6 separate regions of the Homo sapiens genome follow, and all the other regions are linked to region 3. The links are chromatin contacts, found by Hi-C in ENCODE. All regions are on one chromosome and are shown on one strand. Each heading gives the region's core, a stretch centred on a gene start or an enhancer-like site at or near the end of the contact. The rest is flanking DNA. Distances are from core to core; before and after follow the strand shown.

Evidence for each region. A loop is a pair of places that touch in the nucleus more often than their neighbours do. Pooled maps may share reads with other maps.
Region 1: a loop to region 3 is called in a pooled map, with 5 times the contacts of the local background. The contact joins the promoter of TBC1D7 here to the promoter of KDM1B in region 3. A Hi-C loop is called at or near these places in 5 of 50 pooled maps.
Region 2: a map of CD4-positive, alpha-beta T cell shows a loop between it and region 3 (8-fold over the local background). The contact joins the promoter of CD83 here to the promoter of KDM1B in region 3. A Hi-C loop is called at or near these places in 3 of 168 maps with a recorded cell type or tissue (CD4-positive, alpha-beta T cell, CD8-positive, alpha-beta T cell and naive thymus-derived CD4-positive, alpha-beta T cell) and 9 of 50 pooled maps.
Region 4: a loop to region 3 is called in a map of CD8-positive, alpha-beta T cell, with 28 times the contacts of the local background. The contact joins the promoter of RANBP9 here to the promoter of KDM1B in region 3. A Hi-C loop is called at or near these places in 1 of 168 maps with a recorded cell type or tissue (CD8-positive, alpha-beta T cell), 1 of 37 single-sample maps with no recorded cell type and 8 of 50 pooled maps.
Region 5: a loop to region 3 is called in a pooled map, with 9 times the contacts of the local background. The contact joins the promoter of SIRT5 here to the promoter of KDM1B in region 3. A Hi-C loop is called at or near these places in 6 of 50 pooled maps.
Region 6: a map of CD8-positive, alpha-beta T cell shows a loop between it and region 3 (17-fold over the local background). The contact joins the promoter of MCUR1 here to the promoter of KDM1B in region 3. A Hi-C loop is called at or near these places in 1 of 168 maps with a recorded cell type or tissue (CD8-positive, alpha-beta T cell), 2 of 37 single-sample maps with no recorded cell type and 11 of 50 pooled maps.

What each region holds. Positions count from the first base shown.
Region 1 is chr6:13,326,449-13,330,985 of GRCh38, forward strand. TBC1D7 (TBC1 domain family member 7) reads right to left here and starts at 2,089. Exons shown (of 8, transcript NM_016495.6): 1 at 1,848-2,089; 2 at 339-458. The coding sequence starts at 450. TBC1D7-LOC100130357 (TBC1D7-LOC100130357 readthrough) reads right to left here and starts at 2,089. Exons shown (of 9, transcript NM_001318809.2): 1 at 2,008-2,089; 2 at 339-458. The coding sequence starts at 450. LOC124901261 (a long non-coding RNA gene) reads left to right here and starts at 2,167. Exons shown (of 2, transcript XR_007059457.1): 1 at 2,167-2,450; 2 at 3,277-3,409. RefSeq lists a silencer at 1,905-2,294 and an enhancer at 1,928-2,434.
Region 2 is chr6:14,116,522-14,121,498 of GRCh38, forward strand. It overlaps CD83 (CD83 molecule), which reads left to right and starts at 1,251. Exons shown (of 5, transcript NM_004233.4): 1 at 1,251-1,327; 2 at 1,429-1,544. The coding sequence starts at 1,291. RefSeq lists silencers at 577-871, 999-1,118 and cis regulatory regions at 614-1,522, 862-1,678, 862-1,517, 1,683-2,183, 1,754-2,580 and 1 more.
Region 3 is chr6:18,153,547-18,158,088 of GRCh38, forward strand. It overlaps KDM1B (lysine demethylase 1B), which reads left to right and starts at 1,876. Exons shown (of 22, transcript NM_001364614.2): 1 at 1,876-2,025; 2 at 2,337-2,380. It overlaps TPMT (thiopurine S-methyltransferase), which reads right to left and starts at 1,531. Exons shown (of 9, transcript NM_000367.5): 1 at 1,487-1,531. RefSeq lists a silencer at 1,577-2,136 and an enhancer at 2,577-2,816.
Region 4 is chr6:13,710,205-13,714,706 of GRCh38, forward strand. It overlaps RANBP9 (RAN binding protein 9), which reads right to left and starts at 1,631. Exons shown (of 14, transcript NM_005493.3): 1 at 731-1,631. The coding sequence starts at 1,301. LOC124901264 (a long non-coding RNA gene) reads right to left here and starts at 2,550. Exons shown (of 2, transcript XR_007059462.1): 1 at 2,479-2,550; 2 at 2,148-2,337. RefSeq lists silencers at 576-695, 956-1,005, 1,086-1,205, 1,366-2,135.
Region 5 is chr6:13,571,941-13,576,509 of GRCh38, forward strand. It overlaps SIRT5 (sirtuin 5), which reads left to right and starts at 2,661. Exons shown (of 10, transcript NM_012241.5): 1 at 2,661-2,804. It overlaps LOC105374937 (a long non-coding RNA gene), which reads right to left and starts at 2,494. Exons shown (of 2, transcript XR_926497.4): 1 at 2,025-2,494; 2 at 132-1,281. RefSeq lists a silencer at 2,214-2,733 and enhancers at 2,426-3,012, 2,944-3,423, 3,013-3,598.
Region 6 is chr6:13,812,454-13,817,033 of GRCh38, forward strand. It overlaps MCUR1 (mitochondrial calcium uniporter regulator 1), which reads right to left and starts at 2,104. Exons shown (of 9, transcript NM_001031713.4): 1 at 1,562-2,104. The coding sequence starts at 1,976. It overlaps LOC107986571 (a long non-coding RNA gene), which reads left to right and starts at 1,357. Exons shown (of 2, transcript XR_001743986.3): 1 at 1,357-1,636. RefSeq lists silencers at 1,292-1,961, 2,042-2,311 and an enhancer at 2,472-2,571.

The DNA.
Region 1 (4,537 bases), core at 839-3,338, 4.8 Mb before region 3:
TCAGACTTGGTCTCAAAAAAAAAAAAAAAGAAAATCATGACCAGAGTTATCGCAAATTTACCCAGAAGCAAATTTACCTAGATAATACATGAAAACATATGGGTTCAATAAAAGAAAAAAATACTACTGACTTTCTTAAGAAACCTTTCAAAAACTTCTGACGCTCAGTGAAATATAAATTTGAAAAATCTTTTCTCAAAATACACCATTCTGCTTCACCACATCACTAAAAAATACAGCAAGTAACCAATGCTTCTGGATGTCTTTTAAGAAAATATTTACTTCAGAACATGTGGAGTGATTGAGAACCAATGAGATTAATTTTTAAAAGTACTCACCCAGACGGTCATCTTTTAGGAGAATTTCTAATGATTTCTTTTCTTCAACTCCACGAAACCCCACTTTCTCATAATATACTGAACGAAAGTTTCTCTGAGAGTCCTCAGTCATATTTCATTCTTGGAGGAGACACAGAAAGACAGAAAGGGAGAGAAAGACGAAGGGGAAAAGTGAGTCTAGAAACAAAGAGTCAAGAATTAGAATAATTTTCAATGATGTTCTCCACCTTTTCAATATGATGTACCCTTGCATAGGACCCAATATTAAATTTTTCCTTTAACTCAGTTCTGCAACTATCTCACCTATGCATCTTGGCTAAAAACCAAGATATAAGTTAAAAGTTCTCTGAGCTGATAAAATAGATGGCACAAGGTTTATGCACTAGGTTTCCCACTATACCTATGAGTGCCTAGCACAATAGAACATTCTGTAGCTATTATAAATGCGCAAAGAAAAAAAATAAGTGAAATGGAAGCCAGGCAAGATACGTCAAGCAAATTATACTCAAACAGTATACACTATGATTTCATTTTTTGTTTTTTACAAATTTCATGTATTTTAAAACTTAACACTCTATTCCAAAATGTTAGCAATGGTTATCTTTAGATAGTAGGATTCTAGATGATTTTAATTTCCTTTCTTTTGCTTAGCTACTTTTTTTTAAATGGGCATTTTGTAAAATGAAAAATTAAGTTATATAAAAGTAAAAAGCCACGAGTTCCTCACTTATCTTTCTTTTAAACACAATTCTATTAAGTGTAGCTATCGAAATTCAAAACCCACAACAAATAAATCGCATTAAATTATAACTAGAAGAGGGTAAAGAATGTAGCCAATTGACAGTGATCCCAAAGTCAGAGTTGAAGACGGAAAAACGATTTAAAATCTACCGCAAGAACTCAAAAAGTTCAGTGGTCTCAAGTTCCTTCACAGTAACCTTCATAATACTGGCGGTAATTCATCCAAAAAAAGACCAAGTTAGATTTGGCGTTTCAAGAACAGAAAAGATCTGATGCATTTCCCAAAAAGCACTGCACTGCCTCACCCAAATGCTTCCAGCGTCTGTGCACAAAAGAGTAAATCTTTAGGTTTAAAAACCCTGCGACGTCCCCAGTGAGCAGGGGAGGGCTTCCTTCCTTATTGAAAAGATATCCTCTGAACCGATTCAGTCACAGGAAAGATTAGGATTCGTTTAGAAAATGAAATGCTAAAGGGCTCTGAGCTTTCGGGAGCAGATGTCTTAAAAATAAAAAAGTCAGCAGCATAAAACGCGTAATGAGTGTGGGGATTTATTTTTTTAAAGCATCCAAACAGCTGCATGACGATTTGGTCGGTCCCTGTTGTCTAAGGACACCCATTCTTAGATTGCACTACAATGACAAAGGCGTCCTCTAGGAGGAAATGCTGCAAATAATATCTCCTGCCCATGCGCGTCCACCTGATGGGAAAAGTAAAAACACCCTGGTCCAAGACCCCAGGTCCCATTCTCTCTATGATGGATGCTTCACCTCTAGTAGTGCAAACACACCCGGGTTGAGACTAAGTGGTCCGGGAGAAGCAGAGGAAGCCGTGCCCTGTGCGCTGACCGACCGCCGGGCAGGCGGGCACCGTTGGGGCCCAGGGCCAGGAGGGACGAGTCCTGCGGGAAGGAGGGAGGCGGCGGGGTACCTGGGACACCCGCGCGCGCCCAGACGGCCCGGGAGACAAAACTCAGCGCCGCTGCCGCTGCCGCTGCCGCCGCCGCCGGACGTGACATCAACTCCAGGTCGCCGGGCGGGCGCCGGGCGGGCGCATGCGCAGAGGGCGCGGGCAGGAAGCTCCACCCTCACTCCAGGAAGCTCTGGCTTCGTTTGTGAAACCCGACGGGATGAAGGGCTAGGCTCGCCTCCAGAGTAGTGTAGTTTCTCCCGCCGTGGGCACCCGGCCCCTTGCTACCCCGCAAAATCTCGCGACCATTTACTCTGGCCATCCGAAGGCGCGTGCCTGGGTTGCACTCCCGTGTCCGGCCCTCGAGGTTCTTGCCTAGGGAAGACCCGAGCCCTAGGGCCGTACTTAAGCTGCCTGCGTGCAGGACCCGGGTTTTGCTTTTGCTAATTTCCTCCCCACCCCAGGTATGTGGGAATAGATGAAGACCATCCGAATGAGAAGAAAAAAGGCAGGCAGAGGAGTGCAAGTCTGATTTAGAGCAGGCAGGCTCCCTGGGTTGGTTATTGTAGGTAACTGACTGGTTTTCTGGGCAGGTTGCTGCAGGTTGTGGATTGGAGGTCTATTTTTATATTAGATTTGGCCATTGTCTTAGTATATTCAGCCTCTCAGGTAAAACACTATAACATAGGAGAAAAATGAACGTGTTTTTTTTTTAAAAAAAGATGTGCTAAATGCAAGCTCCTAATTTGTTATTAGTAGGTCTAACAGAACAGAGTTACTCTTTAAAGTAGCTACTAACACTTACAAATGCTTTCTATTTCTGTGCTTGCCTCCCTGGTCCTCGGGCTGGCTGAGCAGCAGTGCCCAAGTAGGTTTTTAAACCGCCAGGGTTTGAGAGAAATCCCCAATGATGGGTATCGTCCCTTTGAAAGTTCAAATCTCTACCAAATAAGCCACACGGATGCCAAGCTTTGAAGGAAACTTAGGACTATCAACAGTGCAGAAGTCCAGTTATAGTGCAGACAAATGTGTGTATAATGGCTAGACAGAACTTAAAAATGAAGAAACGTGTGGTGGTTGAACTCAAACACTGATGCCCCTCCCCACTCCCTTACCACCACCATCTTTAGTTCCTCAGTACTGGGGTACTAAACCTTCCTTGGGTAGTGTTCACATGAGTAAGCAGAGTTCTTCAAGTTACCTTACACAAGTTCCATTTACTTCATCTAAACCTTGGGCCGGTCACTAACTTTTATAATTGCCTTTTCTTGTCTTTAAAATCATCACCAGGGCTGGGCACTTACTGTGTGCAGGCGCTGTTCTATGGACTCAGGATACATCAGCTACCGAAGCAAAGATCCCTAACCTTGTGAAACTGACATTCTGGTGGGAGGACAGATCCAATAAAAACTAAAATAAATAAGTCAATGATGTAGTGTGTTAAAAAGTGATCGGTGCTGGCTGGGCGCCGTGGCTCATGCCTATGATCCCAACACTTTGGGAAGCCGAGGCAGGCGGATCACCTGAGGTCAGGAGTTCGAGACCAGCCTGGCCAACATGGTGAAACCCTGTCTCTAGTAAAAATACAAAATTAGCTGGGTGTGATGGCACACACCTGTAATCCCAGCTACTCTGGAGGCTGAGGCAGGAGAATCGCTTGAACCCGGAAGGCAGAGGTTGCAGTGAGCTGAGATGGTGCCGCCGCACTCCAGCCTGGGCAACGAGAGAAATTCCATTTCAAAAAATATTAATAATAAAATAAAATCATCACCAATGGTGATTATATAGAAGGTGGGAAGGGTTAAATGAGAAAGTATGTAAAGTGCTTGGCATGGTGCCTGGCATGTGGCACAGTAGGGATATATGTGAATTGGCTGTGTCAAGATCAATTAAAAATGCAAAGATGAGTCTCTAAATCATTTTATTTGGGAAAACAGAATTGCAGTTCAGGGCATACACACAGACTGGGGTGGTCTTCAGAACAACAAAGAGATGGTTGGAGGTTTCATTAGAGAAATGTTATGTATTACCTTGAAAGATAGCTCATTGACCCTAAGCAAAGTTTTTAGGAACAGGCAAGCTCTAATTTGTGAGAGAAGGTGGTAAGTAAAACTAGTCTTAGAGTTACAGCAATTCGTTTCAGCAGCTACTGGGTGAAACTGGTCTTCAGGTTATAGCAGGTCACCTTGGCAGCTGGCTTTCAATATAATTCCTGGGCAGGCACTTTGTGCCCCAACTGCTTTCTCTTCTCCCTCATCTCTGGACTCTAATTTAGCTGGGTATGAAGATTACTCCAATTCATACAATCAATTTTCAAGACTGCTGTTCACTGAATGGTGACAGCAATATGGGTGCCTTCAACTGCCCTCCATTCTGTTTTTTGATGAGCTGATAACAGAATATGTGGAAGCTTCCCTAAGAGATAACACTTTGAGACTTTTGTCAACTCTGCAGCCAGAATGAATCTAAAAATATCCCTCTGCAAAAAATCCTTCAGTGGCTCCCCATTTCTCTCAAAGGAAAAACTGAAGTGCTCACAACAGCTTACAAC
Region 2 (4,977 bases), core at 1-2,500, 4.0 Mb before region 3:
TGGATGGACAAAGATAGAAAGGTTGGATAACAGTTTGTGTTGGCAAACAGGCACTCTCTTTGCAGATGGGAATATAGATTGAAGACACCTCCTTGCAGGTAATTTTTTGGCAATATTTGACAAAATTGGAAACTCCCCTTCACCTAGCACAATTTCCTTGAGGTATTTATTCTAAGAAAATAAGCAATTTTAGAGCAAAGATTTATCTACACTGAAGTTTCCCATAGCAATCACAGTATTGTTTCTAATATTAGTAATACAAAAAGAAACAACCTGTATGTCTAACACTAATCGATTCTAATTTATGGTGCAACTGAACAATGGACCAAAATGATGCTGTTGGAAGTTTTTAATGATGTGGAACCGCTTGCAAATTATTAAGCTAAAAGAAAGTAGGTTACAAGATAGCAGGAAGAATAAACCATTAAAAATACCAATCTGTGCACTGACAAATGTTATAAATATTTTACGTTATGTTATGTTATAAACATTTTATAATATAAAAAAATGTTAACTGAAGTTACTTCCTGGATGAATTACAGGTGATTTCATTGTCTTCTAGAATTTTCTTTTCCAAAAATGTTGTGTATGCGTGTAATTATTATTTTAATAGGAGACACTCTCCTTTGGTGATATAATTTAAACAGGACGGTACTGACTGATAACCTCCCGGGGAAGGCAGGGAGCCAAGTACTACAGACTTGTATGTTTCCATGGAAATCTAACGCGCCTTTGATTATCACAGATTCTGGAGAAGAGTGAGGACTTGGGTTCACCAGTGCGTTCCCAAGGACAGGCTGGGCTTCTGAGGAAGTTGCCCACCCTCTCGGAATCTGGTTTGGCCTCCGTAAAATGGGCAGATCCCGCTCGGATGGCCCGGTTCCCGGCTTCCTTTTGCGGGTCAACGGCAGCGTCACGCGCGCGAGCGCGGTCTGCAAAGCCCCCAGCGCTGGGCGTCACGCGGGGATTGCTGTCGCCGCTGCCAGCCGCAGCAGCGACGCGAACTCGGGGCGCCCGGCCCGGGCGCGCGGGGGCGGGGACGCGCACGCGGCGAGGGCGGCGGGTGCGACGGGGGCGGGGACGGGGGCGGGGACGGGGGCGAAGGGGGCGGGGACGGGGGCGCCCCGGCCTAAGCGGGACTAGGAGGGCGCGCCACCCGCTTCCGCTGCCCGCCGGGGAATCCCCCGGGCTGGCGCGCAGGGAAGTTCCCGAACGCGCGGGCATAAAAGGGCAGCCGGCGCCCGCGCGCCACAGCTCTGCAGCTCGTGGCAGCGGCGCAGCGCTCCAGCCATGTCGCGCGGCCTCCAGCTTCTGCTCCTGAGCTGCGGTAGGGCTCGCGAGCGCCTGTCTCGCCTGTCGCCCCCCGCCCCTCCACGACACCCCCTCCCGTCGGTCGCTTGCTCACGACGCGCTCTCTCTTTCTTGTAGCCTACAGCCTGGCTCCCGCGACGCCGGAGGTGAAGGTGGCTTGCTCCGAAGATGTGGACTTGCCCTGCACCGCCCCCTGGGATCCGCAGGTTCCCTACACGGTCTCCTGGGTCAAGGTAGGTGCTGCGATACCCACGGGCTGGGGTTTGGTGGGCTCATTTGAAGACAGCAGGAACCATCTCCCCTAGGCTGGCGACCCTCTGTGGCTGCCAGGTGGGGGCGAGGGGCGTCTCCCGCAGCTGAACTTGGAGTACCCAGCCTCCCGTCGCGCCTCCCCCACCCCATCCGCATCCAGGTACAGGGCCGAATTAGGTTTTGCTCTCCGCAGACCTCAATCCCCTTCCTGTCACTGAAGGTGGCCTGAGATGAATGATCCACTTAAGATGTTTTGGAAGGGCAGAGACTCTCATTTGGATTAATTCTGGAGGCCACCTGTGGTTGTGGGCCAGCAGGTCAGGAAGAAAGCAACAGGGACCTAGATTTGGGCATTGGACAGGGGGAATGTCTCCAGACTTCTGATTTCTTGTGTTTTGTGACTGTGATGCCCATGATACATGGGAGGGGGAGGGGGCAATTTGAAAGGAAAGGCTAAGACACAGAAGTGACTTAGGCCATTTCATCCATGGTAGTTATCAGTGGTCATCTCCTTTGTGGGATACCCTTGGCTTCCTCCCCTAGCCCTCCTCCTCCTTCCTCTGGCAGCCTTGAGAGCATCAGGTGGATGCATGAGCCGGAGCCCGCATGTGTAAGAACAGGCCTTGCTGCTCCTACTGTAAGTGGACTGAGTGACAAGGAGGCTTTTTCAAGGTTTCCTCTTGACTGAAACATTCTCAGATTCTAAGATGGCAATGATGGTGTCATTCCAAAGCCAAGCAGCTACTGTTTGATATCACTGGTCCTTCTTTAAGTCAGGCCACTGCTACCACAGCACCTCCATTTTAACCCAAATGAATATGATATTACAACCTTACTCTGTAGCTCTCACTGATTTGCTGTCTTACCACGGGGGCAAATCTCTGCACTTGTAGCTTTCCCCAAAATGCAGGGCGTTCTTCTGCCCACCATAAAAGATACTATAAGAAACTGTACGTCTTTGGCCACTTAACAGTACAAGGCATCATTGCGGTGATCTCTTTGTGTGTGTGTCTCCTAACTGGATGGTCAGTTCCCTGGGGGGCAGTGGCTGTATCCATACTTCTGTGTATTCTTCACGGCACCTAATTTTTGCCCTATAAATTGCAAAGGTGCTCTGTGAATTCAGCCCAGCACTTCATGAGTTATGCATGACGGGGATGGTGCTGCTGCCTCAGAGCATTGTATTGTGTATAAAAGTAAGGTGTTAAATATTCCTACTTCATTGGTACCTTACTTACTGTGGGATCAGAGAACACAACAATTCCGAAATTGTTCTCATAGTCAAAACAATAGTATTTTTAAAAATATTGTAAAAACAATTTTTGAATGCTCACCACGTGCCAAGCTCCAAGGTAAATATTTACATACATTATCCATTTCCATCCATCGGAAGAATGGACTTAGGGATTAGTACTGTTACTATTCCTACTTTACAGGTGAGGAAACTGAGCCTTAGGGAGGGAAATAACTTGTCCACTTTTGCACAGCTAGCTAAATGGTGGAGTTGGGATTTGAACGAAGCAGTCTGATTCCAAATCCTGAGTTGTTAGAGGTCTATCTTGATCTCTGTTTTCTCCCTTAATAACTTAAGATAAAGAAAATCAAAGTGCCCCTGGGCTAACCAGGCAGGGACTTAGTTATCTCAAAGAACGGGGAAAAACATGAAACCACTATCCCTTCCAGAGAGTAACTATTTAATAAAGAAAACATTATTAATACCCCCAGGGGAGTAATTAAAAAGTACTCATGAAACAAGTAGATGAAATTTCAGGCTGTGAAGTTCAAACAGTTCTGGAGTGAAAGCTTCTTGCACAGGGTCATTTGGAATGGTCCACTAAACCATAGCAATTAACCTTGGACTTCTCCTTGGATGTCAGCTGGTGACGTAACTCGGTAACGCATGAGCTTGTTTATTGGACAGAATTCTTGCGAGATTTACCCCCAAGGTCTTTGAAAGCTCTGTCAAGAAAAAAAGGGACAGCAGTCTCTAGGCGTTCTTTTTTTCCTGTTGATCCATGGAATAGTGCCAATGAAAAGTCATACCGTAGTTATTTTTTGAGAAGTAAATGGTGATTGAGATTCGTGGGTAGGAGAGTTATGCTATACCAATAAACGAATCAGGTGCCTCGAAAGTGACATATATTGTTCCTTTAAGCATTTTTTTTAAAACAGCTCTCAGCATGTTCTGTAGATACTTATTATTTTCCAGCCCAATAATTATACTTTTTCATTGATTATGCTTATACAACAAAAATGGATAGAGTGTTCTGGAGACAAGGCCAGTGGTGAAATGCCAAAATACTTCATTTTACAGAATGTTAAGCATCTGGTCATTTTTCTATAAGTTTCTTGTAAAATGTTTCATCAAAGTGGAGGGGTAGCCACAAAGGGAGGAATTTCATTTTGGTAACCAGAACCAGCTTATCCCATCCTACTCACTTCATCATCACTACCCTGGCTTTGTAAAACCTGTTTTGCCAGCTTAGGAGGGGGCTTCATACTGGGCAAGGAAAGCAGAGTCCCTTGCAGTGGGTTTTCACCATCCACCAGATTGAAGCACATTCTGCAGGCTGTCTGCATATCATAAGTATGGTTATAATGACTCACAATTTAAAATTCTATTCACCACTCAATCCTCCGGCACCATGTAGCATCTTGCCTTTGTCCATTTGGCACTGATACTTGTAATTAACAAAAGGACCCATGTAAACCATGTGTTTTTTATCATATGCCTTTGACCAGAAAACTCAAAACAGACAGCATCCAATCTGTTTGCAACATTAGGGTTGGGAAGGAAGAGTGTTCATTCTGTTCTCTCTGTTTCAAAGATGCAGTGAGATGGGCTAGAGGGGACTTAATAGACACATGTGCAAGAGGCTAAAGGTGAAGCCAAAAGTGGACAGAGATATCCCAATTCCTGTTGGCCCAGCTCTTCTCTTCTATGGACCATGTCCTCTTAACTGGGATCCAACAAAGGGTCCTCTTCTCATCCCTTCCTCCCTTATACTTTTTAAGGCATAATGGGTGATTGAGAAGAAATAGAAAAGTTAATACATTATATTCATTAGGATAGTAGCTCAATTTAGCTTTATGTTTATTTTTTGAGACAGAGTGTCACCCTGTTTCCCAAGCTGGAGTACAGTGGCATGAAGATGGCTCACTGCAGCCTCGACTTCCTGGGCTCGAGTAATCCTCCCACCTCAGCCTCCCAAGTAGCTGAGACTACAAGGGCGTACCACCACACCTGGCTAATTTTTATGTTTTTAATTTTTTGTAGGGACAAGATTTCAATACATTGCCCAGGCTGGTCTCCAACTCCTGAGCTCAAGCCATCCTCCCACTTCAGCCTCCCAAAGTGCTAGGATTACAGGCATGAGCCAATCGATTTATCTTTTAAAGTTGTAATAGACTGGG
Region 3 (4,542 bases), core at 626-3,125:
TCAGTATGCTTAGGATATAGGGAGGAGGCATTTCTCTCATTACCTGGGAACATGAATTCACTTCTTAGCAAATATTTGTTGACAAATGGCTTCTGCAAGACCCTGATGGTATCAGGAGGTGACTCTGAGTTTTCTGAGAGGTCAGTAGAAAGTATCTGATTTATATTGGGTACAGAAAAGCAAAAGAATGTTGCAGTTTTCTCATTTTCATTCAGAAACTCTGGAACCTAAATTCAAGGCTTCATAAAGCAGTTCTCTACTTAAAAGAGAAGCATAATCTTTATCAGAGTTCCACAGCAGCCTGGAGTAGCACAACTCTATTCCTTTCACACAAACTTGAACTGTCTAACAAAATCATGCACATAACTTAATCATGTCTTAGTTGTTTGTTTTTGAGACAGGGTCTCTCTCTATCCCCCAGGCTGGAGTGCAGTGGTGTAATGACACTTCCGTCTCCAACACTGGGGCTCAAGCGATCCTCTCACTTCAACCTCCTGAGTACCTGGGACTATAAGGGTGCACCACCATGCCTGGCTAATTTTTAAATATTTTGTAGAGACAGGGTCTTGCTATGTTACCCAGGCTGGTCTCAAACTCCTGGGCTCAACGTCTTAGCTGTTCTAACAGTTTCTCAGCATGGACTCCACTTGTATACATCATTTCTAGAGAAATAAAGTTTATTTCTATAATACAAAAAAAGTGCACATTACAAGAATTAAGGAAGGGAAATTTCACAAAAATTTCTGCCCACAAACAAAGTCCTCAAGTTGTTCTAGTCTCCATTCTCACCTTTTCAAAAGCTTCTGCTATAGTTTTGTTTTTAAATTTCATAAAATTGAGAAGAAACTTTCCTAAGGTGCACACATCTTAAAAGAGTATGACTCGGTGAATTTTTTACATATACATACACCTGTGTAACCACCGCAGAGCAAGACAGAATATTTACAGCACCCCAGTTTCCCACATCACCAGGGATCACTCACTATTTGGCAGTACTTATTTTTTCCCAAAAATCACTAATACACCAGGCTGGGGAAAAAACCGAGAGTCCGTTTCTATAAAAAAAAATTTGAAAAATTAGCCAAGCGTGGTGCAGCGAGCCTGTAGTCCCAGTTACCGAGGAGGCTGGGGCGGGAAGATCACTTGAGCCCAGGAGTTCCAGGTTACAGTGAGCTATGATTGTGCCACTGCACGCTAGCATGGGCGACAGAGGGAGACCCTGTCTCTAAAAGAAAAAAGAAAAAAAAATAATTAAAACACACCAGTGCTTTGGAAGCACTTTAAATCCTGGACATTGGATTCAGGTCATTTACTGTCCGACCTCGTTATTCCCAGTTTCCGCTTCTGCCCTGAACCCCACTTCACAGGGCTGATTGCTAGGCTGTCTACGCTTGTAAGAATTCCTGGGAGCCCTAGCACGGGCGCATACACTCCTAGCAAATCGTTCCCTTTCTCACCCGCACCCTCCGCGCCCGAGTGAGCCTACCTCGCTTACAGCTGGTTGCCGGCCATTGCCTCCGCCACCAATGACGTCCCCAGGGGCGGGTACGCCTCCGCTTCCACCTCCGCCACTTCTCCGCGCCCCGCCTCCGCCCGCGCCCCGCCTCCGCCCGCGCCCCGCCTCCGCCCGCGCCCCGCCTCTTTCCCGCGCCCCGCCTCTTTCCCGCGCCCCGCCTCAGTTCCCGCCCCCTCTCCCGGCGCCCCGTCTCCACTCCCGCCCCGTACCTCGTTGCACAGACTCCACCCACTTCCCCAAGCGCCGGGGTTTGCGCAGCGGCGGAAATGGGCAGGGCGGAGCGAGCGCTGCGGCTAAAGCGAAGGCGGGGACCCTACCCATCCCTAGTCCTGTCGGCTCCTCCCACCCCGGGTCACGCCGTGACAGGGGCGGAAGCGGCGGCGGCGGCGGCGGCCGAGAAGAGGCTGGGGCTCGCGGCGCGGCTGCAGCCGTCCTGTGCGCGCGGCGCGCGGCTCCGGAGAGGCGCCCGCAGTCCAGGGCGGCGCGCACCGCCTCGCTGGCGCTCAGAGGTGGGAGGCTCCCCACTCCGGGGGCGTGCGTGGGGGCCGTGGCGGATTTCGGGTGACAGCGTTGCACAAAGCAGCTTGGTTGGGGTGCAAGCCCTCCCTTTCCCCCTGTGCAGCGCCCCTCGCCGTGGTGGGAGGTGGGCGGGTGCCCCAGGGACGGATACCTCCTGCCCCGGATTAAAAGAGGGTGCGGGGTGGGTATCTGTCTGAAGAAGGGGGAATTCCCGGGCTAGGGTGTTGGGGCGTGGGGTCGCCGGGTTCGTCGCGATGTTGCCGGTCGGCTAACCCCCCTACAATGTTTCCTTTCTGTACAGCGGTGCCTTTTCCCCGAGACTCCCGGCACCTCTTCAGCGCAAAGGTGAGCCCCGGGGCAGTTGCTTCTCCGACTTCGAAAAGCTTCCGAAAGCTTCTCGGAAAGCGAGGCGGCTGCAGCTGGCACCGGGAGTTTGGGGCTCCCTCCTGGGGACTGTCAGAGCCGCGGGAGAACCCCACGGTCCTGGAGTAGGAACTCCCTCGCTTGTTCTTCCCGGCCGATAGGGTGCGGCCAGGAGCCCGCACAGCCTTGCAGGTGTTGTAGTAATTCTCTGGCACAGCCACCACGCGTTGAGACTTGATGAGCATTGCCAGGTTGCTGGGGTAACTCCTCTGGGATTGGAGACCTGGAGGAGGGGTGGCCCGATTAGGGTAGCTGTTAGTCAACGGCCGGGCAGCTGACAGGTGAAAGAGGAAGGAAGAGGCCGACCCAGCTGTAGAAAGTTGGGGTTCAGTGATGTGGAAACCAGCCACATAGAAGTCCAGTCTTCCCTTGGGTAAGCCTGCAGGACTCCCCAGTCCACTCCAGTTGGGGAATCCCCCACACCACGTATACACACATAACTCAAGGCTTTGACCAGTTTTGTTTTGTGTTTTTAAATCTATTTTAGTGGCAGAAAGGCGAGTGGGAGAGAAGGCTTCTTCAGGAGGTACATGAGAAAATTACCATCAATAATTATTTGCCTTGCTGGGAGAATCAACAAAAGATATCTAGGCAATTGGGGATTTAATATTGAATCATTGAACTGCATGTTGAATATTGAATAATTCAATATTGAATTATTCAATATTGGGAGGCCGAGGTGGGCGATCACTTGAGGTCAGGAGTACTTCAAGACCAGCCTGGCCAAGGTGGTGAAACCTGGTCTCTACTAAAAATACAAAAATTAGCCGGACGTGGTGGCACACACCTGTAATCCCAGCTACTCGGGAGGCTGAGGCAGAAGAATCGCTTGAACCCAGGAGGTGGATGTTGTAGTGAGCCGAGATCGCACCACTGTACTCCAGCCTGAGCCACGGAGGAAGACTCCGTCTCAAAAAAAAGAAAAAATCTTTTTGAATAAGCTGCTTCAGAAAAACCTAGGGATTATTATAATGAAATCTACATATTGATATATCCACTTATATATTTACCAAAAAATCCCACTTTTTTATCACATTAAAAGAAAACCAAAGCCAAATTTTAAATGCTTGAATTAAAAATTAGAAATATATGTATAATGTTGAGCATGAAACCAATTGGTTATATTTAGGTGTGTTTATTAATTTGAAAAATCAAGAAGGAAGACATTTTAGTATACTAAAAATTTTTTCTTCATTTTAAGACCTAAGGACCCAGCAAGTGGAGATATATAAATTACATCAAGTGCCAAAAGTTCTGAGAATGGATTCATATAACCCTCAATTGTATAAAGTTGAAAATATGCTATCATAAAAACCCTCGATAAGATTTAATAATGGCTTTTATAGCTCATGTTTTCATTTCCTTGTTAACCATTTCTTGAATTCTTTGTTGCATTAAGTACCTATTTTCTAGTATTCAGTTAGATTAAAATGTTTGATGAAATTTCAGGAAACTATACTTTCTTTTGAGAATGCATACCTTCCCAGGTGACAGGGTCAAATGTTGCATGAACCTAGGCTGATTCATTTATGTTCCTAAACCACACATTTGACTTCAGATATTTTTGCTATAATACTTACATATACTATACATTTACAAATACTATATATTTACATATATTTGTGGTTCATGTTATGAATAATGTCAGGTATATTTTATATATAAATGAAGAGATTTGTATATTTATGTATATAATAATTAATATTTATATGTGTCTATGAAGAGATTTGTTAGAGTGGACAGCCTTTTGAAAATAAAGTCCAAAAAGCCTTCTTTGGGTATAACAATTATAGGTAGATAGTCCTTTTTTTTTTTTTTTTTTTTTTGAGATGGAGTCTCACTCTGTTGCCGAGGCTGGAGTGCAGTGGTGTGATCTCGGCTCACTGCAAGCTCCGCCTGCGGGGTTCATGCCATTCTCCTGCCTCAGCCTCCCGAATAGCTGGGACTACAGGTGCCCGCCACCACCCCCGGCTAATTTTTTTGTATTTTTAGTAGAGATGGGGTTTCACCGTGTTAGCCAGGATGGTCTCGATCTCCTGATGTCGTGATCCGCCCACCTCAGCCTCCCAAAGTGCTGGGATTAC
Region 4 (4,502 bases), core at 381-2,880, 4.4 Mb before region 3:
CAAAATACTAAGCTGCATTTTGTTCCATCTTCGTTTTCAACAAGACTTCATGTGATATCAACACCTAAGGACCTGTATAGGGCACTTCCAATCGGGAGGGGTAGGTTTCTGCTCCCCTAAGAAAAAGGGTGTTCCTGGGGTTCCCTTCTCTTACCCTCCCGGTTGCTTTTACTAAAATATATTGATGGCAAACTTGGGCCCCTTGTCCTTTTGTCCCCCTAGACAATCTCTGGCCTAATTTTGATTACTCCTCCCCCTGTGTATCCCTGCTCTCTCTTAATTAGAAATCATACCTCAGAATCGTGCCTCTCTTCCCCCCTTGTAAGAGGAGAACGCCTGACCCACCACCTGGAGAACAATGTAACCCAACTCCGAGTCCATGGATTCCTCTACCCAAGCCCCAAGATTTATCTCCCAGGGAAATCAGAAAGCCAGTTCTGTCCTGTCATCCCGGATTCCCTCAAGGTGTCCTGCTCCTGGTCTAGGATTACCAGCTCCTTTCTACCCTGGGGCATTCTACTCACCTTCCTTTTCCAAGAATCTCGCCCCTCACCCTCGGACCCTTCACCGCGACCCCCGCGCCCACCCGGAGCAGCACAACAGGCGGCGAGTGGCCTCCGAGGGCAGAGCCCGCGAGGGCGGGGGTCGGGGGCGGGTCGAGAGCGGCGCAGCGGCGGCCGGCCACGTCGGGTCAGTGCCCCACTCCCACCGCAGGACACACGCCCAGTACCTTTGTAGTGCACCCGCAGGTTGTTCTGAGAGAGGCCGATGTAGCTGAACTTGTCCTTCGGGCTCCAGGACCGAGGCAGCGGCGTCTCTTGTTCGTCCACGGCCGGGTAGAGACGCTTCAGCCGCCGCTGCAACTCCTTCTCCTGCTCGTTCAGGGCCGAGTCCCCGTGAGGGAAGGGGGCCGCGGCGCTGCTGCCCGCCACCAGAGCTGGGGTCGGGGCTCCTCCAGCCGGGCCGGGGCCCGCTGCAAGGCCCGGGGGAGCGGGCGGCCCGCTGGCGGGGGCAGCCGCTGAGGCAGGGGGAGGCGGGGGCGGCGGCGGGGGCGGCGGGGCCGCGGTGGCCGGGGGCGGCGGCGGCGGAGGGTGGAGGAGCAGGGCGGCCGCCGCGGCCCCTAAGCCTTCGCCGCCCGCACCGCCGCCGGGCGAGCCGGCCGGAGAAGAGCCGGCGCTGACGGCCGGGGGCGCCGGCAGGACGACTCCGGAGACTGGGGCCAAGGCCGCCGGCGGTGGCGGCGACAGCTGCTGCTGCTGTTGCTGCTGCTGCGGCGGCGGCGGCGGCGGCTGCCCGGACATCCCGGCCGCGACTCAGCCTGCGGCCACCTCCACCTCTTCTCTCCTTCCTCCTCTGCTTCCCGGGGGCGCTGTCGCTGCGGCCGCCGGCACCAGGCGCCCAGTCCGCCCGCCCCGGAAGCAGGCGGCGGGCCGCGCGCCCAGGGAGACCGCGGCGGTTGAGGAGCTCGGAGACGCGGGAGTAGGCGGCGGGCCCGGGAGGCCGGGAGAGAACGTTGGCCGGAGCGCGGGCGCGCGGCCCGGGGACGAGGCGCCGAGGGCGGGGGCGACGCGGGAGCGCGGGAGGGGAAGGCGCGCTGGCGGCCGCCGCGGCCGCTGCTCTCGCGGCTGTTTCCCGGCGGGCGGGCCGGGCCGGCGCGAGACGCTGCGCGCGGGCGGCGCTAGGCGAGGGGGCGGGACGGAGGCGCGAGAGAGGCGCGAGCGGTGCGAGGGGGCGGGCCGCGGGGCTCCCGGCTGTGCGCCGCGAGGCGTCCTCCCGGGCCCGCCAGTCGCTCGTGGGCAGGATCGCTGGGCTCCCGGCGCCGCAGGTCCCTTCGGAGGTGTCCGCCTCCTCTCCCTTGGCGGCCGCCGTCGCCCCCCTCGCCGGCGAATCCCCTCCCACTTGACTTCTTTTTGTTGTCGTCGCCCCACCTCCCCACCGTAGGGCTCCTCGGAGCCGAGGCGCCGCTTCTCGTCCAGGCGAGAGTAATCGAGCCCCGCTGGGGCCGCCGCGAGCCCAGGCCCCGGGGCGCTCTAGGACCCGTCGGCCCGGGGCGTGCGGAGCGGCTCAGGCTCCCCGCGCAGTGCTGCTAGCTCTCGCCTCAGTCCCGTTCCCGTTTGCCGCCTCCCTCCAAAGAGGAACGCATTGCCTTTGGTACTTCAGTGTTTAATTCCGTAGCATTGACCATATGGGCAGTAGAAACCACTTCTGAAGGCAGTCTCCCACTTAGAATAGTGACTGTTTCATTAATTAATTTTACGAGGACTCACAGTGAACTTAACAGTGGTAGAAGATGTCATTAATAAAGACCGGCATATCTTCAAAAAGCAGGAGCAGGCACTGTATGAATACAAGATTATAGTGTGTGTTTAGGAAGGGCTTCTAGAGACGTCAGAACATTTTATAGACTCGTTAATTTTCATAACAGGGTTCTTAGGTAACAGAAAATTATGCCCATTTTTAAAACAAGGAAATATTTACCGAGATCAGCAGAGTCAAAAATAGGACTTCCTACTTTGCAATTCCCAATAGAATGCTTCGTCGACTAATTTGGCACAACTTGCCAAGTGTTGCTCTCTGACCCATCATAACATTACTACTTTGTTTTCACCACTTCCCTTTGTTTAGCTTATCCCTCCCTAGCTGGCAAAATCAGGCTTTGCATATGTAAATTGTGTGATGTAAATTCTGATATTTTGTTTGCTTCCAAAGATATGATGGTAATCATTTGGTCAAATAAGAAATGTTTTGCCGAAGAGAAAATTATTTCGTTTTGAAGAAGGTAGGCCAAAGGTGATTTAATTTAAGGCCAAGATTATCTGGCCAGAACAAATAACAGAGTCATTCGGCCTAATTTCTCCCTCAGTTACCCAGACAACTAGATGTTCTGTTGTACTTTTATTATTATTATTATTATTGTTTTGTCGCCCAGGCTGGAGTGCAGTTGTGTGGTCTCAGCTCACTACAACTTCCGCCTCCCGGGTTCAAGCGATTCTCCTGCCTCAGCCTCCCAAGTAGCTGGGACTACAGGCATGTGCTCACACCCAGCTAATTTTTGTACTTGTAGTGGAGACGGGGTTTCACCATGTTGGCCAGGCTGGTCTCGAACTCCCGACCTCAAGTGATCTACCCGCCTCAGCCTCCCAAAGTGCTGGGATTACAGGCGTGAGCCACCATGCCTGGCCTCTGTTGTAGTTTGATAGAAATATCCATTAATTTTAACCTGTTGTTTGATGACTTTTTTTAAACCACTGCACTTTGAATCACATGATGTCACTGTATTTACAGTGTTCTAACACTTTCATTTATATTACAGTAACAATGAGTTCAATGTAAGCCAAGCTCTATTTAAATGTACGATAGCCATGTTAGAATAAATGGGCTCCAGACGTCATTAAACTTTCTTGAAACACTTTTGAAGATGTACTTTTTTTCTGTCAGCACACTTAGGAACTATCTAGAACTTTCCGTATCTTAGGAACAGCTGAAGGAATAGAATTGTCTAACATTTTGTTGGAAGCATTTTATAAGGGGGACTGGTGGTTCTCCATCAAGAAATTAATGATTTCAGTTGTGGGGGAGGATGCTGTGAAATGAGTACTTTCTCATATAGAAGGAGATAGAGAACATTGATAACGTCCTTTTGGAAAGCTACATACTTGGTTATATTTATAAGGAGACATAAAGGAGTTCATACCTTTTGACTTATCTATCAAAAAGCCAAACAACACAATCTAAATATGAAAATACTTTAGGCTGAAAAATGTTCCACAAGAAGTATTAATGGTAGATTAAATATAGAAGCAAATCAAATGCCCAACCGGAAGAGACTAGAAGAAATTCTAGTCACATGTGAAATTCTAATCACATACCCCACTCAGTGGAGTTATGCTACAGGAGCACATATAGCACATTCGTGCCATTTTTTTTTAAGGTATCCCTTCTGGGCAGTGGAAGTGCCAAAAGAGGTCAACCAATTAGAAAAAGGCACCCCTTCCTCTTGACTTAGTGGATCCTGGGCCCACCTTCAGACCCACTCTCTCCAGGCTTCTTGCACAGGCACAGCCTGAAACAAATATTTTATGGCCTCTTAAAAATATGTTATTGAAGACATAGAAAAATGATTATGATATGCTAAATGAAAAGAGGCAATACGATAATTATAGCACTGCCAAAATCATTACCAAAAAGACATGAAGGAAAAATTGTAAAATGTTTCCATAATGGACAATTATAATGCATTATTAAAAGTAATGTACTTTTATTATGAAAATAATAGAATTGTACATAGATATGTAAATAGTAAAAATCCATTAGCCATGAACATATCCACACCCTTCTTGAACCTATGTTTTCAGTCTTTACCATGTATTGCTCTAATATTACCCAGTATCTGTATCTGCTGGGTTTCTCAGTATCGAACAATAGGAACCAATTCTGGCTCTCTTAAGCAAAAAAGGAACTTACTGGAAAGATATTAGATGGTTCTCAGAATTGACCAGAAG
Region 5 (4,569 bases), core at 1,411-3,910, 4.6 Mb before region 3:
TTTTCCTGTGAGATTGTTCATTCATTTATTTAATATGTATTTACTAATTCAGCATCTACTATAAGGGATCCTGAGGTGCTGGGAATACCACGGGGAGCAAAACAAAACAAGAAGCCACCTTCACAGCCTGGTGGAGGAGAGAAACTTTAATCAAATACACAGAAATATATTTAAAATCTCAACTGGGATAAGTGCCATGGTGCTACAGGAGCTTATATTAGAGACAAGGGACCTCATGCAGTTGTGAGGGAGGAGGGTTTAAGAAGGCTCCCCCCGCCCCACCCCACCAAGGAACAATTGAATTGAGACTGGAAGGATGAGGGGAGTTACTGTGGAGGGGATAGGAAAAAGTCATCTGGGAAAAGAGAACGGCCTTTTAGAAGGGCAAGGCCATCGAGAAATTAAGCTGGAGTTGCCTGAAAGATGGAAAGGATAGTGGCTGATGTATCAAGATGAGGAAGTGGCTCGACATTGGTCAGGGAGAGGTGGCGTTTCCAAGTCTGGGAGAAGGGACGAGTTCCAGGGCTGGTATGTGGATGGCGGGTGCCTGGATCTTGATGGAATATAATGCCCCAGAAGTGGCAGAACCTGTGGGTGGTGAAGGCTACATATCGGGCCTGTGGACTGTGAAAGTTTGCAATAACTGGCACTGTCTCCCTCTTCTTCCAATTGAAAGGATTAACACACAATGGTCAATATGAAAGCACAAAAGAAATGGAATACACTTTAACGAGAATTGGTATGTGTAGCAGCTTGGAACCTTGTCTTTGAAGTCAAAGCACTTAGATTTAAATCCCAGCTCTACTGTTACTGGTAAATTGCGTTCTTTTCCTAGTCTGTATCAGTTGCAAAGAAAGCACACCAACTGGAAAAAACGGCAAGCGGGTTTCATTCCTGGCCAGGAATAGAGAAGGAGTAAACTTTCACTCTAAAGACCCCCTTCTTCCAGAGCTTTGGGAAGCTGGGGAATTGTAAGGCGTTAGATGTGGAGTGGGGAGGTATGCAAGCATATGCCGGGAGGAACTCTAGACGCACAGGTGCATTTCATAAACATGCCTCTTCATACAATGCACTATCAGAAAATGGCGGCGATTCTCTTCTACGGGTCGGGAGTTGAGCATATAATGATGTATTAATGATCTAAAAGTAACAAGGGGTGGCTGGTTCTGGTTTTCTCTGGTTCCTAGTAGGCCTTATCTTTCTCTGGTACTTGGCAAAGGGCAGTGAGGATCCCGGGCCAACCGCAGTTGTTTTAAGCTGGGTTACCTATAGATAAAGAGACTAGGAAAAAAAATCAAACAAACAAAACGGTTTAAAAAACAATGAGCATTTTCAGCTGTCTACTGTTTAAGAAAATAATGAGCTCTCAGTTTTGCCCTCTGAGCGATTTCTCCAGGACTGCCCTGGTAACACTACTACTCAACAGTTTTGTGCTTTGCGCAGTTACTTGACCTCCCTGGGCCTCGGTTTCCCCACCCATAAAGTGGGGATAACAGTACCTATTTCATCAGGTGGTGGGGACGATTTAAAATGGTTAATAATGTGCAGTTCTTAAAAGTGTCTGGCTCAGAATAAGCACCATACACGTTAGGGGGAAAAACAGCAGCCGGATGTGAGGCCCTCCCCAATTTCGTTACTCCATAAACCTCTGAGTTGCTGGTAACACCTGCAGGAATGAGAAGGGCCTCAACATGGGCTGAATTTCCAGCCAAACTGTGGGAAGTGGCTGAGATTTTAGGTAGGCAAAAAATGTTAATGTAACATTTTTGGCCCCCAAGTTCTCAGACCACTTACTTCCCTTTCTAGTCCACTGACATGCCCGCAAGCAATTCCATTCTGCCAAGTGGTGCTGGTGGCAAGCCGGAATCCAAGAAAAGGAAAGACTCCGATTTTAAGGGAACGGGGACATGCGGAGCCACGTGAGTCACTGGGTCCCAGAGCCACGGAAGGCTCTCAGCTCAGCAGTCAGAGTGCACTCGTCATTGCGTTCGAGGTTAGGTGGCCTAGCCTGGGAACCAACTCACCGTCATTTGAAATCGTTTTAGGGAAAATGACCCTAACATTTAAAATCCTCTCTCCTGAAGTTGTGTGGTCCAGCCGTTTGCTGAAGGAGGAAGCAAAGCCGGTAGTAACTCACTACATATTTGGGCAGTGGAATGAACCCTGGAAGCTGACAAAGTCGAAGCAAGTCACTGCGCCGCCCCCCACCCCCACCCCCACCCCAAATAAAAACAGAGAGACAATCCTTCAATTATAAAGAAGACCACGGCGCCCGGGTCTCCGGCAGGGGCCGCTGCAGCCGAGCAGAACGCTGAGCCGCTCCGCCCCACGGCCTCCTCTCCAGCCGGCGCGCCCGCCTCCCGCAGGTGCGTCTCTGCCTGCGCCGGGCCGGGGTCTCCGCGGCCTCTCCCGCTCGGGCTCCGGCTTCGAGGTCCCGACCAAGCACTGCTCTCGCGGGACTGCGCGCACCGCCCAGGGCCTGCCGCGGGCTCGCGAGCGGAGGTGGCACCGGTCCGCGGTGCGCATGCGCGGCCCGGCCTCTGCCCTGCGGTCCCGGGCTGGTGACTGGCTAGCGGTTGGAGGAAGGGATGTGGGGGATGGTGGGTGGGTACAGAGAGCTGGGAGGGAGGCACCCCGGGGGGCGGGGCGTGGGAGACTGTATTCGGGGGCGCGAGCTGCCCCAGGTGAGCCGTGGCTCAGGTCCGGAGCGCGGTCGGGACACAGCGCCTCTAGGAGAAAGCCTGGAAGGCGCTCCGGGGGTACCCAGAGCTCTTAGCGGGCCGGCAGCATGTGCGGGGCCCAAGGTCTTCCGGGCTCTGCGTGGGGGTCGCTGCGGCTGGAGACCAGGGAGGGGGATGGAAACGGGGTTGGAAAGTAATCCCACCCGAGCAGGTGGGCATGGGAGGCCGCTGTGCTGGGGAGCCCCGCGAGGGCTCCGAACAGAGCCTCCCTTTTCAGAAAGGTCACCCTGGTCATTGCAGCTGCCAGGGTGACCGAGGAAGGTGGCCGGGGTGGAGGCAGTGGGCGTGGAGAGGGGTCGGATTCCGGACGTAGTTTGAAGGTGGAGCCGTCAGGTTCTGCTGAGCAGCTTGGCTATGGGGCGTGCGAGAAGGGAAGGCTCAGGGCCTAGTCCCTGGGCACGAGTAGTAGCCGGGAGGATGAAGTCCCAGTGCTTCGGGGGGAGGCGGCTTGAGGACGGCTCTGGAGCTCAGGCTTGCCCGCGTGGAGTGGAAGCTGCCTCTTGGACACAGGGCGGGGAGGCCGCATGCAGTCTGGCGCGCTGGGAGGATGGGAGATCCAGAGGGGCAGGGCTGGAGGGGTAGGAGGAAAACCTGAAGAGGGTGGCGCCCGGAAGCCCGGGAAAGTGATGAACTGGGTCAGAGGCCGGGTATCAACAAATAGGAGGGTGGAGACGACCTTGAGGAAAGCAGGTGATGGAACGGGAGGGAATGGGGCCCCCTAGTGGAGACACCTGGGAGTGATGTATTGCATTTATTTAGCTCTTAGGCGTTCAAAAATTATTTATTGGGAGCCTGTACAACTTTTTGCAGTTCATTGCATTATCCTTAGCATGTATTTTGTTTTATATAAATATATATTTATATAATTATTTTTATTGACAAATTTATATATTTATAGCGTACAGTGTAATGTTTTGATATATGTATACATTGTAGAAAGATTAAATCAAGCTAATTGACATATCCATCACCTCACCTACTTATTTTTTGTGGTGAAAATCTACTCTCCTGGAAATATACAATACATCATCAACTATGGTCACCATGCTGTGCAGTAGATCACTAAAACTTACTCCTCTTACCTAACTAAAACTTTGTATCCTTTGACCAACATCCCTCCCTTCCACATCAGCCCTCTGCCAGGCCCCTGGTAACCATCATTCTACTCTGCTTCTATGAGTTCAACTTTTTTAGACCCCAAGTATATAAGTAAGATCATGTGCTGTTTGTCCTTCTGTGCCTGGCTTATTTTACTTGGCCTCATGTCCTCCAGGTTCATCCATGTTGTTGCAAATGACAGAATTGCCTTCTGTTTTAAGACTGTATAGTATTCCATTGTATATATGTGCCACATTTTCTTTATCCGGTCCTCAGTTGATGGATACTTAGTTGCTTCTATATCTTGGTTATTGTGAATAATGCTGAAAACAACACAGGAATGCAGCTATCTCTTCAACATACTGATTTCAATTCCTTTGTATATATACCCAGAAGTAGGATTTCTGGGTCATGTGGTAATTCTATTTTTAGATTTTGAGGAGCCTCCATACTGTTTTCCAAAATGGCTGTACTAATTTACATTCCACCAACAGTGTACCAGGGTTCCCTTTTCTCCACATTCTGGACAAAACTTGTTGTCTTTGATCTTTTTTATAATAGCCATTCTAACAAGCGTGAGGTGGTAGCTCAGTGTGATTTAATTTGCATTTCCCTGGTGGTTAGCAAAGTTGAGCGTTTTTCATGTATTTGTTGACCATTCATATGTCTTCTTTTGAGGAATACCTGTTCAGGTTCTTTGTCCATTTTTTAACCGGGTTATTCGTTTTGT
Region 6 (4,580 bases), core at 854-3,353, 4.3 Mb before region 3:
AGAAAGAACACTCTCTTTTTGCCCTATACTCTTGCATTGAGAGAAAAACAAATTGGAAATTACTAGCTTGTCAGAAAAAGCGCAACAAAAGGCAAAATACAGAATAAAGACCAAACTCATCTCCGACTCCTAATTACTGAAGGACAGTGACACCGAGTTCACTACTCATTCCCCACTCTCTGTATATAAAGTTTCCTTCACTTTATTGCTCTACTAATCAGTTTTTACCCCAGCCAATGATATTCTTAAATTATAGATATGGTCAACATTTAGTGGGCCTATCTGTTGAAGAAAATATGAAAAATGTGTAGTTAGTGATGGCTACTAATGAATATGTATAGACTGCCCAAAGTGATAATTTTGCCAAGTCTGTTGATTATCAGAAATGATTTTTTTCTTTAATCAACAATATGCTATCTAATAAATTGATTCTATTTACTTTCCTCATCTCCAGGGCAGTGATCTCTCTCACCTCCTTTAAATAGTCATGAGCCCCACAACTACCTTTCAGCCCAGGACAGAGGGGCACACACGACAGTGGTCTATGAGACTATAATACATATTTTTACTCTACCTTTTCTACATTTAGATGCGCAAATACCATTGTGTTCAGATTGCCTCTAGTATTCAGTACGGTAACATGCTGTTCAGGTTTGTAGCCTAGGAGCACTAGCCTCTACCTGATAGTCTAGGTGTGTAGTAGGCTGTAGCATCCAGGTTTGTGTAAGCACACTCTACAATATTCACACAAGGAAGAAGTCGCCTAATGACTCATTTCTCAGTAGGCGACTGTCCTGAAGAGATGCATGACTCTAATTAAATGCTACCTTCTCAATGAAATCGATTCTGATCACCCTATTTAAATTCACAACTGGAGACCCATTCCACTTCCCAAGCCTTATCCTATTTTTCTATACCAGGCATCGAATTACGAATATATAAAAATTATTTGTATATATAAATTATATATACATCAATTATGCATACGTATATCCACACACACATATTTACTGCGTCTGCTCTGCTAGAATTAAGCTCCAGAGGGAAGATTTTGTGGACTGATATATCTCACACATCTAGAAAAGCGCCAGGGACAGGGCAGACGCTAGGACTCCACGAATTAATGATTCCATCAGAATTTGAAATCAAACTGTAAAGCAATCCCTTCATTTCCCAGAGCTTTGCTGCTCAAACATACACACCCCTTCCCCTTGAACGCCCAACAGGCTGGGCGCTGCCAAACAGAACTCCTGGAAGGCGGCGCCCAAAAGCAGACCCTAGGAGTGGGCGGGCACCAACTCCCCGCCCCAGCACGCACCTCCCTCCAACTTTAGCGCCCGGGATTCCCAGGAATTCGTCTCTTCTGGGCTAAGCCCCGCCACCGCGGCCGAGCAGGGCGGGCCCGGACCTTCGACCCACGCTCCGGGCAGATGCCGGTGGCCTTGGAGGACCCGCCCTCCGGCCTGCCGGGCCTTTCCTCGGGGAGGCTGTAGCTGAGATCCCCGCCCCGCCGTCCAACCCCGCGAGACGAGCCCCCTCTCCTCTCCCGCCCGGGCCTCACCTCTCCTGCAGGAAACGAGTGCAGGCGCCGGGCCGTGGTACTGGGGAAGGGCGCCGGCGGCAGCGGCGACGCCCGGTGAGCACCTCCACGCGCTGCTGCGCCCGGCCGGGGGTGCGGCATACCCGAGGCGCGAGCGCTCCCAGTCCCCGAGCTGCCGGCGCGGGGCTGCGGCGGCCAAGCGCGGGGAGGGCACTAGCAGGAGGAGGAGCAGCGGTGAGGCACGTGACACGCCGCCGCGGGCCGCCGGGGCGCGAGGGCGCAGCGCCCCCAGACCGTCGGAGAGCGCAGAGAGGCAGCGGCGTGCTGAGGTTTCGCTGCCGCCCGGTCTTCCGCTGAGGCCCACGGGCAAGAAGAGAAGCCGCTGGCGGCCGGGCAGGCGCTGGGTCCTCTGGCCGCCGACCGAGCCGCAGTCCATCCCCGAGCAGTTCACTGGCCCGGGCGCGCGCTCATGCCTCTCGCTTTTGGCGCCGGCCACGCGCGGTCCAGGCCCAGAGTCCGACAGCGGGAGCGAGCGTGGGCCACAGCGCAGGACCGCCCTTTCCTGCCGGGCGCGCGGGCGGGGCTCGGGACGCGCGCCGGGGGTGGGGTGGGGCGGGGCGGCAGGAGCCCGCCGTGGCGCTCCGAGATGCGGGGACCGTGCGAGCCCCCACCCCATTCGCTAGGCGACGGCGGCGACCGGGAGGAGCCTGCGGGCACTCCGGAACTGGAAGGAGCTTGTTGCTGTCACGATTTGCATTTTCACTGCACTGCTGTCCTTAAAAAGGAATTACCCCGGTGCCCTTCAGAGTCCTGTGAAAAGTCTCAGACCGACAGGCTGCCCTAGATTTCACTGATTATCCTAAGTCCCCAAACATGTGGTTCTGGGGAGCATTTTAAGGAATTATTAGCAGGGCCCAGGGAAAGGCCCTCACATAATACATTCAAAACTAAATTTTCAGAGTTTTTGTTTCCAGATTAGAGCACCAAAAACATGGGAAGGTAGCAATCTGGGAACTTAAAACGTGGGGCATGAATGTTAAAATGAGACCTGTCGGGTATATTTGAAACTGGTAATGTTTAGTTTCGTGGACTTTTTGAAGGCCTGTTACACCATTCACAGATAACTGGTCCCTTATGTGAATTTGGAAGATGTTAGTTGAATAAATAAATGAAATGCATAAGGCACCAAGCTAGGAGATTTTATTAAAAATAAAAAACCGCAAAACAAATTGTTCTTATCCTCCAGAAGCTGTTTTCCTATACAGCCATATGTGTACACATACGTGATGGAAGAATGTGTTATGAGCCATGAGAGATGTACAAAGTGCTGGGAAGAGAGGAGCGTGCATATGGATGTGCAAGATAAGTGTCTATCAAAATTTGAAGAACTGAAAAACAGGATTCAAGTCATAGGTTGGTGCAAAAGTAGTTGCGGCTTTTGCCATTGCAAGTAATGGCAAAAACCGCAATTACTTTTGCACCAACCTAAGACACTTTTGTAAAAGGAGTATACATTTATAAAATTGGTAGAAAAAGCAGTTTAGCAATGAGTATCAACAAAAATTTGTAAACTTTTCTCAAGTCACCTAACTAAAAATGGGGATAATGGGAATAATCCAAAATATTAAATATCTACTAGGTTTGACTATACAAACTTGTCATTTTTATGGGTCAAAATGCTTAATATTGGTAATTTCACATATGCACAAAAGATAGTCATTGTATCATAATTTGTGATTGTGAAAAAATGGGAAAATAGTGCACAACATTAGAGGAACGATTAAACTGTGGCACAAACTTTAATGTTAGTCCTTTGTAATTTTTAAAAATTGAGGTATAATTTGCATACAGTAAATTCCACAGACTTAGGTGACATTTAGCAGTTGATAAATGTCATTTAGCAACTTGATGACATTTAGCAGTTGTATATACCACCCAGTCAAGATCTAGAACATTTTCATTGCTCCAGAAAGTTATTTTGTGCCAGTTTTCCAGACAATCCACCACCACCCCAAGGCAACTATTTTCTCTTTTTTTTTTTGAGACGGAGTCTTGCTCTGTCACCCAGGCTGGAGTGCAGTGGTGCAGTCTCAGCTCACTGTGTCCTCTGCCTCCCGGGTTCAAGCAATTCTCCTGCCTCAGCCTCCTGAGTAGCTGGGATTACAGGTGTCTGCCACCACGCCTGGCTAATTTTTGTATTTTTAGTAGAGACGGGGTTTCACCATATTGGCCAAGCTGGTCTCGAACTCCTCACCTTGTGATCTGCCCGCCTCGGCCTCCCAACGTGCTAGGATTACAGGCGTGAGCCACCGCGCCCGGCCAACTATTTTCAAATTTCAATGACCATAGATTAGTTTTGTCTTTTTTTGAACTTCATGTAAATGGAGACCTACAATATGCATTGCCTTGTGTCTTTCTTCTGCTTTGCGTCTGACTTCAATATCAATGAGATTCATCCATGCTGTTGTATCAGTAATTAGTTGCTTTTAATTGTTGAATAGTATTCCATTGTATGACCATACCACAAGCGGTCATCCATTCTATTAATGGCCATTTGCTTTGCTTATAGTTTTTGGCTATTATGCATAGGGCGTTATGAACATTCTTGTATAAGACCTTGTGTGGACATAATTTTTATCCCTGTTGGGGAAAGTATCTGGGTCAAATTGCTGAATCATATGGTAGCTTAACTTTAGACACTGCTGAATTGTTTTTCCAAAGCGACTGCACCCTTTCACACTCTTAGCAATAGATGAGCGTTTCGGTTGTTCCACATCCTTGCCAAATTTTGATATTTTCAGTCCTCATAAAATGGTACCTTATTGTGATTTTTAACATAACATTTCCCTGATGCCTAATGATGTTGACTAACTTTTCATGTATTACTATTACCAGCCATATTGAATACAATAACATATGTAAAGCACTTAGCACAGTGCCTGGCCTATGATAGGAGTATAATGAATGTCAGTTCTAACTACAGGTTGGATAGCATCCACTTTTCCTTGGATGTGACACCTGTTGTTTTATTTTCCAAAGC